2 separate regions of the Mus musculus genome follow, and region 1 is linked to region 2. The links are chromatin loops, found by intact Hi-C in ENCODE. Cell type or tissue: gastrocnemius. All regions are shown on one strand.

Evidence for each region. Peaks named below come from ENCODE experiments on the same cell type or tissue, not always from the same donor. Only the 100,000 strongest peaks of a DNase experiment are listed, where the experiment ranks them.
Region 1: it touches region 2 in a loop (3-fold over the local background); 12 of 42 quality-filtered maps call a loop at or near these places.

What each region holds. Positions count from the first base shown.
Region 1 is chr5:125,053,433-125,061,432 of GRCm38, forward strand. Ncor2 (nuclear receptor co-repressor 2) reads right to left here. Exons shown (of 47, transcript NM_011424.3): 18 at 2,301-2,443. Among named protein-coding and RNA genes, the nearest start is that of Rflna, 54 kb to the left of the region's middle. In gastrocnemius, a CTCF peak has its summit at 3,564 (motif pointing left); DNase peaks (open chromatin) are centred at 3,422, 3,650, 4,217, 4,454 and 1 more place; H3K4me3 peaks cover 5,667 bases; H3K27ac peaks cover 7,732 bases.
Region 2 is chr5:125,266,895-125,274,894 of GRCm38, forward strand. No RefSeq gene overlaps it. Among named protein-coding and RNA genes, the nearest start is that of Gm32585, 18 kb to the left of the region's middle. In gastrocnemius, CTCF peaks have their summits at 1,383 (motif pointing left), 3,891 (motif pointing left), 4,829 (motif pointing left), 6,857 (motif pointing right) and 1 weaker place; DNase peaks (open chromatin) are centred at 377, 910, 1,392, 1,669 and 6 more places; H3K4me3 peaks cover 1,063 bases; H3K27ac peaks cover 5,003 bases.

The DNA of each region.
Region 1 (8,000 bases), 210 kb before region 2:
GAGTCTCCAGCAGCCATGTGCAGGCCAGGCCTGGGATGAGAGGCAGGGACACCCACTGACCTCCTGCCTCCCCTGTTCTCTGGGTGGCTGAGGGTGGCATGCCTTCCTGCTTTCAGACGGGGCCGGGCCAGCAGCCAAAGGCCCTAGCCACTGCTTCAGGACTCAGAGAACAGAAGTGAACCTCTTAGTTCTTGTCATTTTCTTTTTGAGACACGGTCCTGTAGCCTAGGCTGGCCCTGAACTCCTGATCCTCCGGGCTCAAGCATCCTTAGTGCAGCTTGGCCTACCCTCTTTACAGTGGCAGCCTGATGCCGAGTGGGTGAGAACAGACAGCCCAGGTCAGGGGCTGCCACAGGCCAGCTCATACACTCATACAACACGGTACTCGCTCTGTACTTCAGGGGCCTCCGCCTCTGCTCACTGCTCTTATCATGATCCTCAGGACCAGCCAGCCAGCTCTTGAGGTTGCCTGGGGAGAGAATCAGCCCACCTCCTCTACAGGCCTCCGCCAGGGCAGCCACCTGAATGACAAAGCTAAGAACGGGGCAGGGGTCCCCTTTCCTGGGCAGCCTGCCTCCATCCCATTCAGACCAGAGTCACCTCAGCTCAATAGCTCACCATGATTCCCACATCCCACTAAGTAGTAAGCTCCTCCAGACACTCCAACCACGCCTTTGCCCACTATACACAAACTCTGTCCTACTCTGTGACCTGGGCCAGACACTGGACTTTCCTCAGTGGAAGGTACCTGCTCCTCATACACTCCTGAAGCAGGTGGGAACTGAGGCCCAGAGGCCAGGCTGTGCGCTCTGAGCACAAGCTACAGGGCCAGAGCACACTCCCACCGGGCAGAGCCCTATGTCCTTTGGAGGGACTCCATGCACGCAGGCTTGCATCCATCTATCACCTGGGATAGACATACCACACCACAAAGACCCTGAGCCCTCTGCCATCTGGCTTTAGCTGGTGGGGAGCTGGCGAATTGCCTAGTGTCCCCTTTTCAAGTACTGCCCTGTCACTTGGGAGGAGCTGTTATCCTTCCCATTTCACAGGCAGAGAAACTGAGGCACAGAGCAGATAAGACTCTTAGCTAAAAAGCCACACAGCCTGTAAGTGGCACAGCCTAGACAAACACACACACACACACACCCCTACACCTATCAGCAGACAGCCCCTTGGTAATTGCTGCATAGTGATCGCAAGGGCTTCAGGTACCTAGAGGACATGGGATGGGTAGCTATGACATCAGTGACAGGGGTATCACAAAGAGCAAGCAGGCAGGAAGCCCCACAGAGGGCCTCCCATTCACGGGCACCTCCTTCCTGTCCGTGTCACTGTCCCCTCCACCTACTTTCTAGCTAAAGAAGTGGCTCAGTAGGGAGAAGCTGGTCAGGTCACATGGTGCTCAGACCACAAGCTCAGACCTGGCCCCTTTTAGATGACTATGTCCTTGGGTCCACTGTCCCACCGGGGGTCATTGAGAGCAGAGGGAGCAGTTCCCTGGAGACATGGAGAGTTGGGCAGTCATATGTTCGGGGGACACGAGCCGTAAGAAATAGCTGGGGCAGGAGGGTGGGCCAACAAGGGTGTCCCTGGATTCCACATGGGTCTTGAGAGGAGCCCTAATGGAGCAATGCTGTGTCTCTGGCTGCTGGACCATGCTCTACCGCACCCTGTGCTGCTGTGTACCCTGCACTGGGCCTCGAGGCTCAGGAAAGAGCAATACATCTTTCACTGCACAGGAACCCACACAACTTTAAAGCCAGGGAACGATGGGCCTCAAGGTGTCCTTCACAAGCCTCACTCAGACCACGGCGGGAGATTGGAGAGGTGGTAGAGCTACTCGGCTCTGAGTTCATACACCCACTTAGGTGGCTGAAGAGCTTCCCTGGTCCTCAGTTTCCCCAGCCCTAACAGGCTGATGACGTTAAGATGGGGTTGGGGAGGATCATGGGAAGGCAGTGCAGTGGCTCCAGTGGCCCTCCTGGCCATGGATGTAAAAAAGGCCCTGCTTAGAGATACAGCTGTCAGTGTGGGCCCCAAGTCTTCCTCCAGCCTCTGTCTTCTGGGACCCTCATTCCCTGTCCCTGTAGCCCGACTGTTCAAAAGGGCAGCCAAGCAGAAGCGAAGCTGCTCACTTAGGACCTCCAGGTCCGATTCCTGGCTGAGTCAGGGCCCAGCCCACCCATCCCTCCCCATGCAGATGCCAGGCAGCCAGGGGCCACATGAGCGAGGCTGTGGGAGGCCTGGCTGGCCCCAGTTCCCAGTGGACGTGGCCACCGAGTTCTGGCCAGACTTACCATCTTTAGCTTGTGCTGCTGAAGGATTTCGTCCAGGTTCTGCCTCTTCTTGTAGTTGAAGTAGAAGTTCTTACACTGGGACACGGTCTTGGAGCCCACCATACGGGCAATGGCTGACCAGTTCCTCCCATGTTCCAGGAGGCCTACAGGTGGAGGGCAGATGAGGGTTCACTACCGTCCAAAGCCAAGGGGGCACAGCCAGGGAGGGACCAGGAAACAAACAGTAACAGGCATGGCCCCAAGCGAGGCCACAGTTAAGATTCTAGGGGGCAGAAGACAGCCTCCCCCCATCCTTCCCTCCCCAGTTGGGCGGGAGCTGTGGTGACCCAGCTCTGACACTGCACAGCTGCAGTGAGGCCTCAGGAGAACAAGCCCGCTTTCCGGTCTCACCATAGGTGAAGGGGAACGAGCCCTGGAAGAGCTCAGGTCAGAGCAAGGCCGAGCTGGGGAGGGGAGCAGGGTGAGCTTGGGGCCCCCCCACACCTCAAGAGCCACACCAGACTCAGGGCCCACCTGGCACTTAGCAGTCACGGGTGGATCTGTCTCAAGTCACAGCTTGAGACCACATGGTGGGACAATCTTCAGATCTGCGGAGGCCCCCCTCAACCCCTCCCCAAGGCCACAGACCTCATGGCTCACAAGCTCTGAGGCTACAAACCTTGGGCTATACTAGAAGGCTGTGCACCCTCAGCAACCTTCAATGAGCCCCAGCTCCCTTGAAGGCAAAGCTGGCCATTTTCCCATGGCAGTGCCAGAAACCTGCCCCTGGGGATGGAGGTTAGGAGGCCGGCGCTTCGGCGGAGCTTCAAAGCCACTTGTGACAAGGCTAAGTCCCATTTCCTACCACCAGGCTTCAAATCATGTTCTTCAACACAAGTCAAAGCAGAACAAGAGGCTGTAACTACGAATTGCAGGGGGCGGGGAGGGCAGGGGAGGGGGCCCACCCCCTTCTCACCACCCCCTCATTCAAACCCCAGTTGGTGGCTCACTACAAACAAAGGAAACAATAAAACCCCCAACACACCAGCAAGTGACCCCCTAGGTCTACATGGCTTTGAGTCAGTCTTGCCCCTCCCCCACACCCTGGTCAAGACTGGAATTCTTGAAGGTTTCTCACCCACCTCACCCAGCTCAGGAGTGGGTCTGAAGCCTCAGCTTCCCATAGTAGCAGCATTGGGGGGGAGGGGGACGCGCCATGGTTTGGGGGAGGTGCGGGATAGCCAGGCCACCTGCTGGCCTACAGTGACCACAAGAGCCACGTGGCTCCAGAGCAGCTTCTCAGGGCTCCTCAAGGACAGGAGGCAGGGAGGGCCAGGGCTCAGGATCAAGTGTAACTCAGCCCCTGACCTTTCCCTCCACCCGCGCCAGCAGCAGCTGCCACTTCCAGAACCTGGCGGCTGGGGCTGCGTTTATTTATATTACCCGAGTGCCGTCCAAGAGGGCCCAACAAACACGTCAGGCCGAGGGATCGCAGGCCCGGAACCCCAGGGCAGGTCTCCATTTGGAGCTGTTGGGGGTGGGGTGCAATGAAGACTTGGGAGGGGAGGGTGGCCCGACCCCGGGGAACAGACATTTCCAAATTCAGTTAGGTCAATAGGGAGTCAGAACAGCTGGGTCTCCCAACTAACTCAGCCTATAAAAGCTAGAAACTGTCAGGGTGGGGGGGATGACGCTCAGCTGTTCCCGAACACGTGTGGTCAGGGAAGAGCACTGGGCAGAGCTGTTGGGGAGGCCCTTCCCAGAGTGTGCCACACAGCCCTGGGGAGACAGGAGCTTCCTCTACTCTTGTTCTAGGAACCTTACATTAGGGTGCTGTGCACAGGAGCACTTCATATCCCGTGTCGTAGAGACAGCCCAGCTGCTCTGTCCACCCCGGGGAAGCCCCGCTGAGAATGCCCCAGGCACGCTTGGAGCTAAGACTAAGTACAGCCTCCTTCCAGGGGATCTTGGCTGCACCCTAGAAAGGCAAGAAGGAGCGCCAGGCCACGGGTCCAAAATTCCAAGACCCCACCACCACCACATGTGCAGCTGAAATTTCCTGTAGCCCCATAGAAGTCCCCGTCACCAGCCAACCCCACCCTCTTGCCCCGCCAGCTGGGGACCACTCACATCCTCTCATCTGCGTCTCCCCCTCGGCCAAGTTTTCCGGAAACATCCGGCTGGAAGGATGCTCCAGGGAGCGGAGCGGTGATTAGGAGGCTGTGGCCGCAAGGCTCCTTAGGGCTTCTTGCTGGTATCCCCCGGTTCTACCTCTGTTCACATCCTCAGGAGCCGAGAGGGCAAAAGCAGGCACTGGGGATGGCCCCAGGACTCCTCCGGCTGCAGCTACCAGCTGCCCCAAAGAACAGAGCAGTGCCCTTCCTGCTTGGGAAGGGAGCGAGGGCTACGGCAGCAGCGGGAAGTTGTCAGTTCTGTGTGCTGGGTTTCTCTGTGCCAGGCGTCACCAGTGCGCACGCGGCGTCCGCAGATCTTCCAGGCACCAGTGTCTCAGAGAGGACACTTGGTGAGGGTGCTGTCCCGGAGCCCCCAGACCCACCAAGCCACAAGAAATCCAAAAGCCCCGGGCAAGACAGGGCCAGGCAGCCGTGTCCCTAAACGGCTGGGCTGTGGGACCCAGGGCTCCGCGCGGCTCTTCTTGCTGCCTGACCCAACGAGCCGCGTCAGGACTGAATGTGACCTCCAGACGCGGCGGGCGGGGGCGGGCGGGGGCCGGGCACAGGCCCAGGTTCGGCTGGGCGGGCCAACTGGCACAGGCTCCCTCCCTCTCTCCCCATCCGTGGCAGCGTCAGCAGCGGTAAGAACAGACTGAGGGATCCAGAAAAACAGAGCTCCCACCCCCGGCAGGCAGGGAGCAAGCAGCCTCTTCCGCCCGCCCGCCAGCCAGCCCTCCCGCCAGCCAGCCGGTTCCACCTGCGGTCGCACCCCCCCTTTCCTCACAGGCCCCCAAAGCCTGGACCTCTCGGAGGGCTGTGGGTGGCCAAGGCTTTCTATGGGGGTGGAGGGTGGGGAACTTGGGATGTACTTAGGAGTACTCCAACACCACAGCCATTTGGGGGGGGGGGGAGGTATGGGACTCCCAGAGGTCTGGCCAAGGGTCTGGGGACCCTGGTTACCTAATACATCCTCTATTCTCCGAGAACACCTGCTGCAAGGTCCCAAGGGCTCCCGGGAGGCCAAGACAACTAAGCAGCCTCCTAGAGCAGCATCCCGTCAGGTTGACTTCTAGAACCAACTCTTCCCTCTAGCCCTTGCCCTTCCATTCTGTTCTAGAAGTCCAGGGGACTGGGACAGAAAGATGGTGCTTCCCTGTATCCCGGCCGGCTGGTGGAGAGATTCCTAATCCTGCTGAGGACACAGGTCATTCCCACAGAATCCCACCGTGCTCCACAGGGAACTCCAAAGGGGGCCTATGCAAGCATACCCCCTGTGAAAATGTCAGGGTGCTCCTGGAAGGACACCCCAAAGCTCCTAAGGCTGGAGAGCTACAGAGAACAGACAGCTCTACTGCTCCCAACCCCAGAGAAGGCCCCAGGACATCTGCCCAAGGAGCATTTTGGGCCCTGCGGCTGGCTCTAGGGATGGGGGTAGGGTGGCCTCTCATCTCCATAGCATCTACTCCCCAAAGACCAGCTCTTTGTTCCACACTCATGGGTTTTGATTGAGCTGCAAATGGCTCTCTCAAAAAGGAGCTCTAGACACCTGAGTGTCAGAGGCAGGGATCCATGAAGATCCCCTGAATGTCTGTCCTGGGAGTGTTGGGCCTGTGTGCTCGGTGCAACAGTTTTGCCAGCCTGCCTTGCGGTCTTGGGTTCTCCCACCCCACTAATTTCTAAGGAAGGAATTTCAGAGGCAGCTACTTAGGAAGTGAAATTGGCCAAGACAGGAAGTCAAGGCAGGGGGCCTGAAGCTGGCAGAGAGCTGAAAGAGCCCAGTCGCCACAGAGGGGAGGGGCGAAATGGTGGCCAAAGGTGACCCTTTCTCATGCTCTACCTGGGACCCATGAAGCACTCCAGTGGCTCAGGGGCTGTGACTGTTCCAGTCCCCAATCCCCTCCACAGGGGTCTGAGCTCAGCAAGTGTGTAAGCCTCTGATTTAACACATGGGAGAACAGGCTCTCCCACTGTCTGGGGCTCCTAGATCCCCCTCAGGGAGAAGCTTAGGAGGGCACCCCACCCCAACCTCCACCCTTGAAGCAGCTTTCTTAGACTCCCTTGCAAAAGAAAACCCTCCCAGAGCAAGAAGTCGGAGAAACGTGCCCTCCCTGTCCCGAGGCCTCTAGCCACATCCTCCTTCCTTAAGAAATGTTGAGCCTGCTCTGGACTTAAGTGATGGATGCGTTCACTGAGTTCATTAAGTGTTGGATCATTCAGTACAAGTGGACCAGAGACCGACAGTATCCCATGGGGGGCACAGGGAGCCCTGTGAGATCATCTGTGAACCTGCCTCGGCCACCTTCTCCCTGAAACACTTCAGACCTCAGCATCTCTGTACTTGCCAATCACTGGTACAAAGGAGGTACTTCAAACCATGTCAGACAAAGTCATCAGGGCTTGCCCTAAGGCCAGCTGCCCACCTACAGAGCCACAGGCAGCCTGGTCTGCAGAGTCAGAATGTCCTGTCCCCCAGACCCTTGGCTGGCTACATCACTGAGCCATACTCCTCAACCATGCCAACTTCTCATGGGCAAAGCAGAAACATGCTGCACGTGGAAACTGGGGTCACAAGGGTCATTCACTACCTCTCCTTCCCTAGCAAGAGTCAGATGCTGGCCCAGAGTGAGGAAAGGAGGGAGCCAACATCTCCTTTAGGGCATTGATTAGGGACAAGAAAGAGTCCAGAGCCAGACCCACGTCTGGCCATACCTCAATCCATACAAGAGCCCTGCTTTCTCCCTGGGAATCATCACAACACAAGAGGCCAAAACCCTCCAGTCGCTCCTCTGGGACCATCTCCATCCTGCCTACGGGGATCTCCACGCCCTCCCATCATCTCCTCACTTGGATGGAGCCTGGCGCTCATGGCCCCTGACCTCAGTGCACTGGCCACTGGCTGGCCACACTACTCACCTGGCCAGCCTACTTCACTGCTGTGTGCAGGGTCCCCAACGAGGCACACGGTGCACTCTTGGAAAGGTCAGCCTGACCTGGCAATGGGGACAGCATCAACTCTAACAGAACAGTGGCTAAGCCTCCCCACCAGGCCTAGGTACTCAACCAGACCACATCCAGTGGCCGGCAGGGCTCTCAAGGGAGAGTGTGTCTACTGAGCATACACTCCATCGCCTGCACTGGAGACATCCAAAGGACCCTGGTCTAAGCCACTACCCTTCAACCACTGGCTCTGCCCAGGGTCAGGATTCCTTAGGGTCAGGCTAATCTCTCTTTAGGGAACTTGGGGCATTTGGCCCAACCCTATAGGCCCCCAACACTTCTCCACGCCACAACTGTAATCTTTGTCCTAAGGCAGGCAGGGGCCAGGTCCCTAAGGAGGCAGCTTCCAGTTCAGGCTCAGGCCCCACCCAAGTGTGAGCCCAGGAAAACAGCACTGTCCCCTAAGCATACACATACCACACAGAGAAAGATCAAAGATCTTGGGCCATCAGGTAGCCAGAATCCAACTCCAGGTCCCTTCCATCCCTTTGAAATCCCACCTTTGTCACCGATGCCACTGTGGCCTCTCCACTTTTGCCTCTCGCACCCG
Region 2 (8,000 bases):
CGGTAACCACATGGTGGCTCCCAACCATCCATCCATCAGGAGATCTGACGCCCTCTTCTGGAGTGTCTGACAACAGCTACAGTATACTCACATATGATAAATAAATAAATAAATAAATAAATAAATAAATGTGTTGGGGGCTGGGCTATGTCAGATACACCATCAGCCAGGGGAGTGGTCCCACCAGGCCACTCCACAGTGTAGACACCCCAGTCACAAAGTCACTGCTGTCCTCCTCCTAAGGCCCTTGTGGCTCTGGGGGAGTGACTCGGAAACTGAGGTTGTCCAAGGACATGCCACCCCAGCAGCAGCTTAGCTCTCCAGAGACAACATGGTGACAGGAAGGGGAACCCGGCCAGCTGGCAGCCAGCTTGGGCTGCAGAAAACACACTGCCCAGCCGGGAGCCAGGGCACCCGGGCCACCTTGGTGGCTACAGCAGATTATGGGACCCAGAGGGCAGCCTTATCCTCCATCTGTCAAGCAAAGCACAGGCCCAGTTGGTCTCCGCAACAGACAAGAACCCCTCCTCCTGTGGGCCCGACCATCCACTGGCATTCATCACCCCCAAGACAGAAATGAAGCCGCAGCTGTATCGCTGTCCCAGGATCCGCGTTCCCTGCTCTGAAAACAAACGTCAGTTTTACGCTTGATATATCTGTGACTTTGCCGTGACATTTCCGAGGCGGCGGGAGGCCGTTACTGGGTGACAACGTTCTATTCCACTGACATTATCTCTTAATTACAATATGCAAGCAACACGGAAGGACGGCCCCATAAATAGATCATTTGGGGTTTCTGCTCTGCCGCCGCAGCCGCCACGAGCCGAGCTGCACACCGAGGGGCTCGCAAATGAAATGTGGGAGGGTGGGGGTGGGGAGGGATGAATGGCTGCAGGGGCGGGTGGCTGCGTGTCCTGACTCAATGACAGTGTGCTCAGCGACGCGGGTGTCAGGAAATGAGGCATTTTGACTGAGCTTCCAGCAGTCTCTTGGGTGTCTCCATTCTCATCCCTGTCAAAACAGCCCGCCACCGCCAATCCTGAGGACTTTAATGTCTGGCACCGAGGGACAAGCATTGATTTTTTTTTTTCTTCCAGGAAATTAATTCTGTGAGGGATCGTAGTCCAGGCTTGAACTCAGAGACCAACATGCCTCTCTGAATAGTAGGTACTGGTAGGAAGGAGGTACCTCATTTGCTTCTTGCAGCTACCCTTTCTGGCCAGCGTCTGGGCCAGGCATGCCTTTCCCATCTGCCTGCTGTAAACCACCTGCAGTGTGTAAGCCTATGGCCTGAGAGTTTCTACTTCAGTCCCAGGTTCAAGTTCTACCACTGAGCAATCCAGGATGCCAGAATCCTGTCGTGTGGCCAATAGCGCCATCTGCTGGTGATTTATAGGATTGCAGGGAAGTTTGCCTGGGTTTGTTCCACATTCCGTGATACATCTGAAAACCATTTCCAATTGCCATGAGCGAAATGTCCATCCAAAATCCCTCTCGCCCACCCTCATCTGGACCTTGGAGTGGGTGGGGCAGGAAGTGGCTTTCCTGTGAATTATACGTGGGCACGGTATGGTCATAGAGCCTTGCCCAGGGAGCTACAATGCATCCAGCCTGCTGCCACAGGGCTGGCCTCCCACCCCTGCCTGCTCCCTTGCCAAAGCTGATGTCAGGAGGAAACCATGTCCTGCCCCCAAACAGCTGCTGCCCACAGTCTGAGACCACAGGGCCAAGAGCCATACAAAGCTGGGTCAGAGAGGCCCGTGACGGAGTCCCTGCCCCTCCAACAGAAGACATTCCTGTGGCCCAGCAGAGGGCAGATGGTAGCCATAGCCACAGAGGGAGACCAGAGGGAGCACTGTGTGTGCTGTGTGTATCAGCTTACAAGTCCTTCTCCACATAAAGCCTTTCCTATCTGTCTGTGGCGGGCGATGTGGTCTCAGGGCAGGGTAAAAGCAGGGTGGTGGAAGAGGGGCAGATTGGGGGTGGAGACCCATGTCCTAAGGGAGTAGATGAGAGAAATGGGTATCACATCACAAAGCTCCTTCCACTTCCTACATAGAAGATGCTTCCTGCAAAAGCACAGCACTGGATGGCGTAAACCTGACTCCAGAATGGTGCCACGTGTAGCCCCAGTACCTCAGCTCTCCAGCCCAGCTCACTGCCAAACCTCAGAGTGGGGCAGCTCCCCTGAACCTGTATACCTAACCCCCAAATTCCAGAGAATCCTTCCCACCTCCTAGCTGCTCCACTCTGTCCTGTGACAGACAGGCTCTGGGAGACAGGCACTATTTTTAGACATGTGACTCTTCCTCGTTTCACCCAGTGTGTGCCACCTGTCTGGGGACAATCCTGAACTGAGACCCTCACCAAAGCAGCCTGGCCAGATAAATGGGGCTCCTTCTAGACCAGCGGTTCTCAACCTGTGGGTTGAGACCCCTTTGGCAAAGCTCTATCTCCGAAAGTATTTCCATTGTGATTCATAACAGCAGCAAAATTACAGTTCTGAAGTGCCATCAAAGATAACTTTGTGGCTGGGGGTCGCTATAACTTAAGGGACTGTATTAAAGGGCCATAGCATTAGGAAGGTTCAGAATCTCTGTTCTAGACAGATGCAGTTTGGGGCCTGAGCCCGTGACCTCCCTTCCTCCCTAGGCCTCCCGGGGTCCCTTGGCACTGGTCACACTTCCTGACCTGGGTTGAGATGCTCTTTCTGGGGTCACCAGCACAGCGGGCAGTCCTTGGGTGCTGCACAGAGAGGAACAGTGGGCAGCACTCATGAGCTGGCCTAGCCGCTGCGGTGCAAACCTGTTTCCCTATCAACCGTCATCTCTCTGTGCCTCAGCCTCCTCATTGTAAAAACGAGGGAATGATGACATCAGCACTCTCTCAGGTCACAAATACTGAACACAAATGGTCAACGTGGTACCATCTGTCTAGTACACAGCAAATATTCAAGTAATGACAACATCTTAGGGATGTAGAAGCCAGAGCCCAGCTTTGGTCTTCGCTGGGTAGGTAGTGGCCGGAACCTGCCATTTTGATTTTATTTTAAAAATTATGTGTATGCGTATGTGTCTGCCTATCTGTGAATGTGTGCACACATGTGTGCAATACCCATAAAGGCCAGAAGAGAGCGCCAGACCACCCTGGTTCTGCAGTTACAGGTGTCTGTGAGCCGATATGTGTACTGGGAACTGAACTGCAGTCTTCTGCAAGAACACCAAAGTGGTCTTCACGTCTGAGCTGTTTCTCCAGCCCCCAGGATCTGCCATTTCATAGTTCCCAAGGACATAGATCCCAATAACCGTTTCATAATTATCCCAAAGACAGCTGTGCAAACTGAACCCCGGACCTACTTTGGAGATGCATATGAACGCCCCAACCCTGTGCCTGGCTTCCTGGGCTAAAGAACTGTTGCTATTTCCATAGACATTGTCTGCAAGCTCCATGGCTTGGCAACACGACAAGGCATCTGAATATGGGAACTGAAGATAGCCTTTAAAAATATATATATAATATAGAGTTTATTTGGGGGCATGGGAAGAGGGGCATGTGAAGGGGGATTGAGAAGGGAGGATGGGGAAGGGAAGAGGCCGGCAGGAACATGTGGAGAGAGTGGGGTGGGGAGGGGAGAGAAAAGAGTCAGAGAGAGAAAAAGTGGGGATAGCCTTTTAAATACAAACATATTCAACAGTGTATCTTAAGCAGCCTGGGTTTGTTACATTTGTTTGTTTGTTTGCTTTTCACGCTTAACGTGTCTAGAGCCTCAAAAAGTAGATGTTCCTTGGTTTTAAAACTGCCACAGAAGCCTGGAGTAGCTGCGGGTTTTGTCTGTGGCCAGGCGCTCTGCTCTAGTGACTGGAACCACAGCGACCCCTGGTGGCCGTTCTCTGTACCTGCAGCTGCTTCAAGCTGCTCCCCGCTCCTGGTTGTTATACTTCTGTCCCATAGACAGCCTTTACTGCACAGCTGCCCTTGACTACTAGGCTTATTCTCTCTACCCGGGGACATCCCTTAGCCACCAGCCTCTGCCTCCCATTCTCCTTCTAGGGAACCCAGCCCAACACGATCCCAACACACAGAAGGGCATTAGGCACATGGTGGCCACCCGGACACTTGCTGAATGAGAGAACCTAAGCACCTTCTCAGGGTGGAAAGTGCTCCGCATATAGCAGGTGCCTAATAGTTGCTTTCTGGGAGCTGGGCATCCAAGCGTTTTTATTGTAGTCCCATCTCCGGAGAGATTGCGCACACACCCACTTTTATTTCTTATTTATTTTGTAAATAAGTAATTGCTATGTAATACAGGTTGGCCTCAATGTCATGGTTGTCCTGCCTCACCCTGTTGAGTTCTGCACCGCCATGCATCTCCTGTTCTAGCGTCATAGAGGCTGCCAGAGGTTTTGCATGGCAGTAATCTAATATTCGCTCCCTTCCATGAGCTGCCAATGGCAAGGCAAGCTCAGAGATGTAGGGAATTGCTCCAAGGCAGCCCAGCAAGTGGGACAGAGGTTAGCAGCACAGATGGCTGTTGTTCATGGTTCAGAATCTTAATCATGAGACCTGGGTTTTAGCTTAGGGCTCCTTAGCAAGCCACTTAGTGTTAAGACCTTTTCAAATGCTAAAGATTAAGAAAGACATTTTTCTGGTGTGGGAGAGGCTCTCTGGAACACTCACAAAATAAAATTGCTCAAGGTTAGCCATTCCCAAACCAGCCCGTGAACAGTTAAAGTCGGATTTGACACATCCCAAGAATAACGGGACACTGGCCAGCCCTTAAAGGCGCCACTGGGCATCCGACGTGTGCAAACCGCCCTCTAGTGGTCAATACTGGAATTACCCAGAAGTCGGTCCTCTAGGCACAGGATGAGGATTGAGGGCGTTGTCTTCAGAGTTGGGAAAAGCTTAAAGGGCGTGCTTAAAGGACAAGCTGTGGTCGATGATATCTCAGAAAGACTCCTGGGTAGTTACGGGAAGAACAGAAGGCCCAGGCTGCATGTGAGAGCCAGGAACGGCCTGTCAGACAGTCCAAATGTCCCAGGGACAGATCAAAGCAGGACAGTGGAGTGAACATGAATACAGAGGTTCCCCCCACCTCCTTGGCTGCTCCGCCCCCTGCAGAGACTCTGGCTTTTGCTCATTGCTTTTTTTTTTTTTTTTTTTTTTTTTTTTCCTGAGTTAGGGCTTCACCTTCAGCCCAGGCTGTTCCAAAACTTATAATCCTCCGGCTTCATTTTGGTTTGTCTGACAAGAGTCTCATGTAGCCCAGGCTGGCCTCTACCTTGCTATCTAGCTCATTTATTCCTTGAATTCCTGAAGCCCCTGTCTCTGCCTCTCTCAGGTGTATTGTCTTAAATGGGTGGGGGTTGCTAAGGTCTGTGATTCGGCCATGCCCCTTGCAAGAAGCAGCAGGATAGCAAAGCCATCTGGGAGGAAGGGCGTCGGTTGGGCGCCTCCACCTGCACCCCACCCCAGGACCCTGGTGCCAAGCATGCAGCAGGCGTTGGGCAGATATTTCCTGTGAAGTTGGACATGCTTCTGGGTCACAGACCAGAGTGTCCATCACAATGCCAGGCCTGGTGTGTGTGTGTGTGTGTGTGTGTGTGTGTGTGTGTGTGTGTGTGTGTGTGTGTACATGCTCCAACAACCAGAGTTAGGATCTCAACTATTCCAAAGCGACCTGGCATTGACTGGGGTACAAAAGCACTCCAGGGGTGTTGAGGAGGGAAGCTTGAGGGAGCAGTTATGGGGGGGGGTGTCCTAGTGTCATTTCTATTGCGGTGGTGACAGCACCACAGAGAAACAAGGGACATTTCACTTACAGTTTGAGGTCACCATTCCTGACAGGAACTCCGGTAGTGAGTCACATCGCATCCACAGTCAGGAGCAGAGAGGAAATGGACACACTCATGCTGCCTGCTGGCTCATGCTTAACTAGCTTTCTTCACTCTTACACAGGTCAGGACGGGGCCTAGGGAATGGTGCTGCCCCACACTGAGAGTGAGTCTTCCCACTTCAATTAATGATCAAGGCAAATACCCACACATGGGCCCCCATGCACAATCTCTCTCTGAGGGATTCTCTCCCTCAGCCTTTCTTCTTGAGTGATTCCATGCTGTGTCAAGTTGACAGTTATAATTTACCATCATAGGGGGGCTTCCCAGAGGAGGCTAGGATAGAGCTATGGTAGAGGGGCTGATGAAAGTGAGGCCTAGTTGAGGCTGGAGATGATCAGAGGTGACACACCCTCCACTGGCAGCATAGGAGGTGGTGACAGGGTACAGAGAGCATCCTCCAAGAACTAGGAGTGATGGGACACTGAAGGGCCTGCAGGACTAAGGGCCATGTGTCACATGGGTTTCATAGAATATCACTGGCCAGACAAGTCCAGAATCTCACAGACACATGGCTTCCTCTTTGATAATTTAATTCTTGAAGTCAGATGTGGGCAATGCCTTTAATTCCTCAGGAGGCAGATCTCTGACTTCAAGGCCAGCCTGGTCTACAGTATGAGTTCCAAGACGGCCAGGTTACACAGAGGAATCCTGCCTCAAAAAACAAAACAAAACAAACAACAACAACAAAAACAAAAAGGAGGGGCTGAAGAGATAGCTCAGTAAATAACGGGAAAATGGGCAGAAAGACCTGAGTTCAAGTCCTAATATCATAAGAAAGCCAGGCATCATGATCATTTGTGTTTGTAATCCCAGCCTGGAGAGGAGAGGGAGGGTGAAGAAGAGGATCTCTGGACACACACACACACACACACACACACACACACACACTGAGGCAGGCCAAACCAAACCAAAAAGGATCCTTCCCCAAGATCCAGCAGGGGGTGCTGTAAGCAGCTGTTTCCTAGGTCTAGACTTTTGGGGCTTTGGGGCCTCCGCACAGCACAGACCTCTCTTACACACACACACACACACACACACAAACATACACACACCGGTCGGGGAACCTTTCCACATTGGTTCCCAGAAGGCTGCAGATTGAGCAACCAGCTTTTGCAAGCGGGTTACTATAAATGTGGAGAGAGATCAGTGGGCGTGTCAGCCCACAGGGTAAAAATATCCCAGATGACTGACAACCAGTGGCAGCCATCCGATCCCTGCACGCTACTCAGCAGGGAGGAGCCCCTGCAGCCAACTGGACAGGCTCCCCACTGCCTGGTTCTTTCTGAGAATATCTGGAACAGACAAAGCTTGCCGGCTGCCAAATGTTACACACTGAGAGGAAGGTCAGTGTGTAGATAAAGGGGGGAGGTAGCGCTGGGGAAGTGGAATCTGAACCCCAAGTTTAGCTTCTTCTTGTTGTTTTGTTTATTTGATTAAATTAATTTATTTAATGTATATGAGTACACTGTAGCTGTTCAGGTGAGCCATCATGTGGTTGCTGGGAATTCAATTTAGGACCTCTGCTTGCTTTGAACTCAGGACCTCAGCTCTTAACCGCTGAGCCATCTTGCCAGCCCCTGTTGTTTTGTTTCTGAGACAGGGCTTCTCTGTGTAACCTGGGCCATCCTGGAACTCTGTAGGTCAGGCTGGCCTTGAACTCAAGAGATCCACCTGCCTCTGCCTCCCAAGACTGGGATTAAAAGAGTATGACCACCACCGGGCTGCTGCCTCTGCCTCCTCCTCCTCCTCCTCCTCCTCCTCCTCCTCCCCCTCCTCCTCCTCCCCCTCCCCCTCCTCCCCACCCCTCCCCTCCCCCTCCCCCTCTCCCTCTTCCTTCCACAGAATCCCACTACATAGTCCTAGCTGGCTGTACCTTACTGTATAAACCAGGTTAGCTTCAAACTCATAGATCCTCTGCCTTCTGAGTGGTGGGATTAAAGGTTTTTGCTACCAAATCAGCCTCCTCCTCCCCCTCCTCCTCCTCCTCCTTCTCCTTCTTCATCCAGGTCTTATGTAGCCCCAGGCTGGTTTTGAACTCACTGTGTAGAGCAAGATGACCTTGAACTTCTGATCTTCCTGCCTCTCCCTCACACTTTTGCCCCC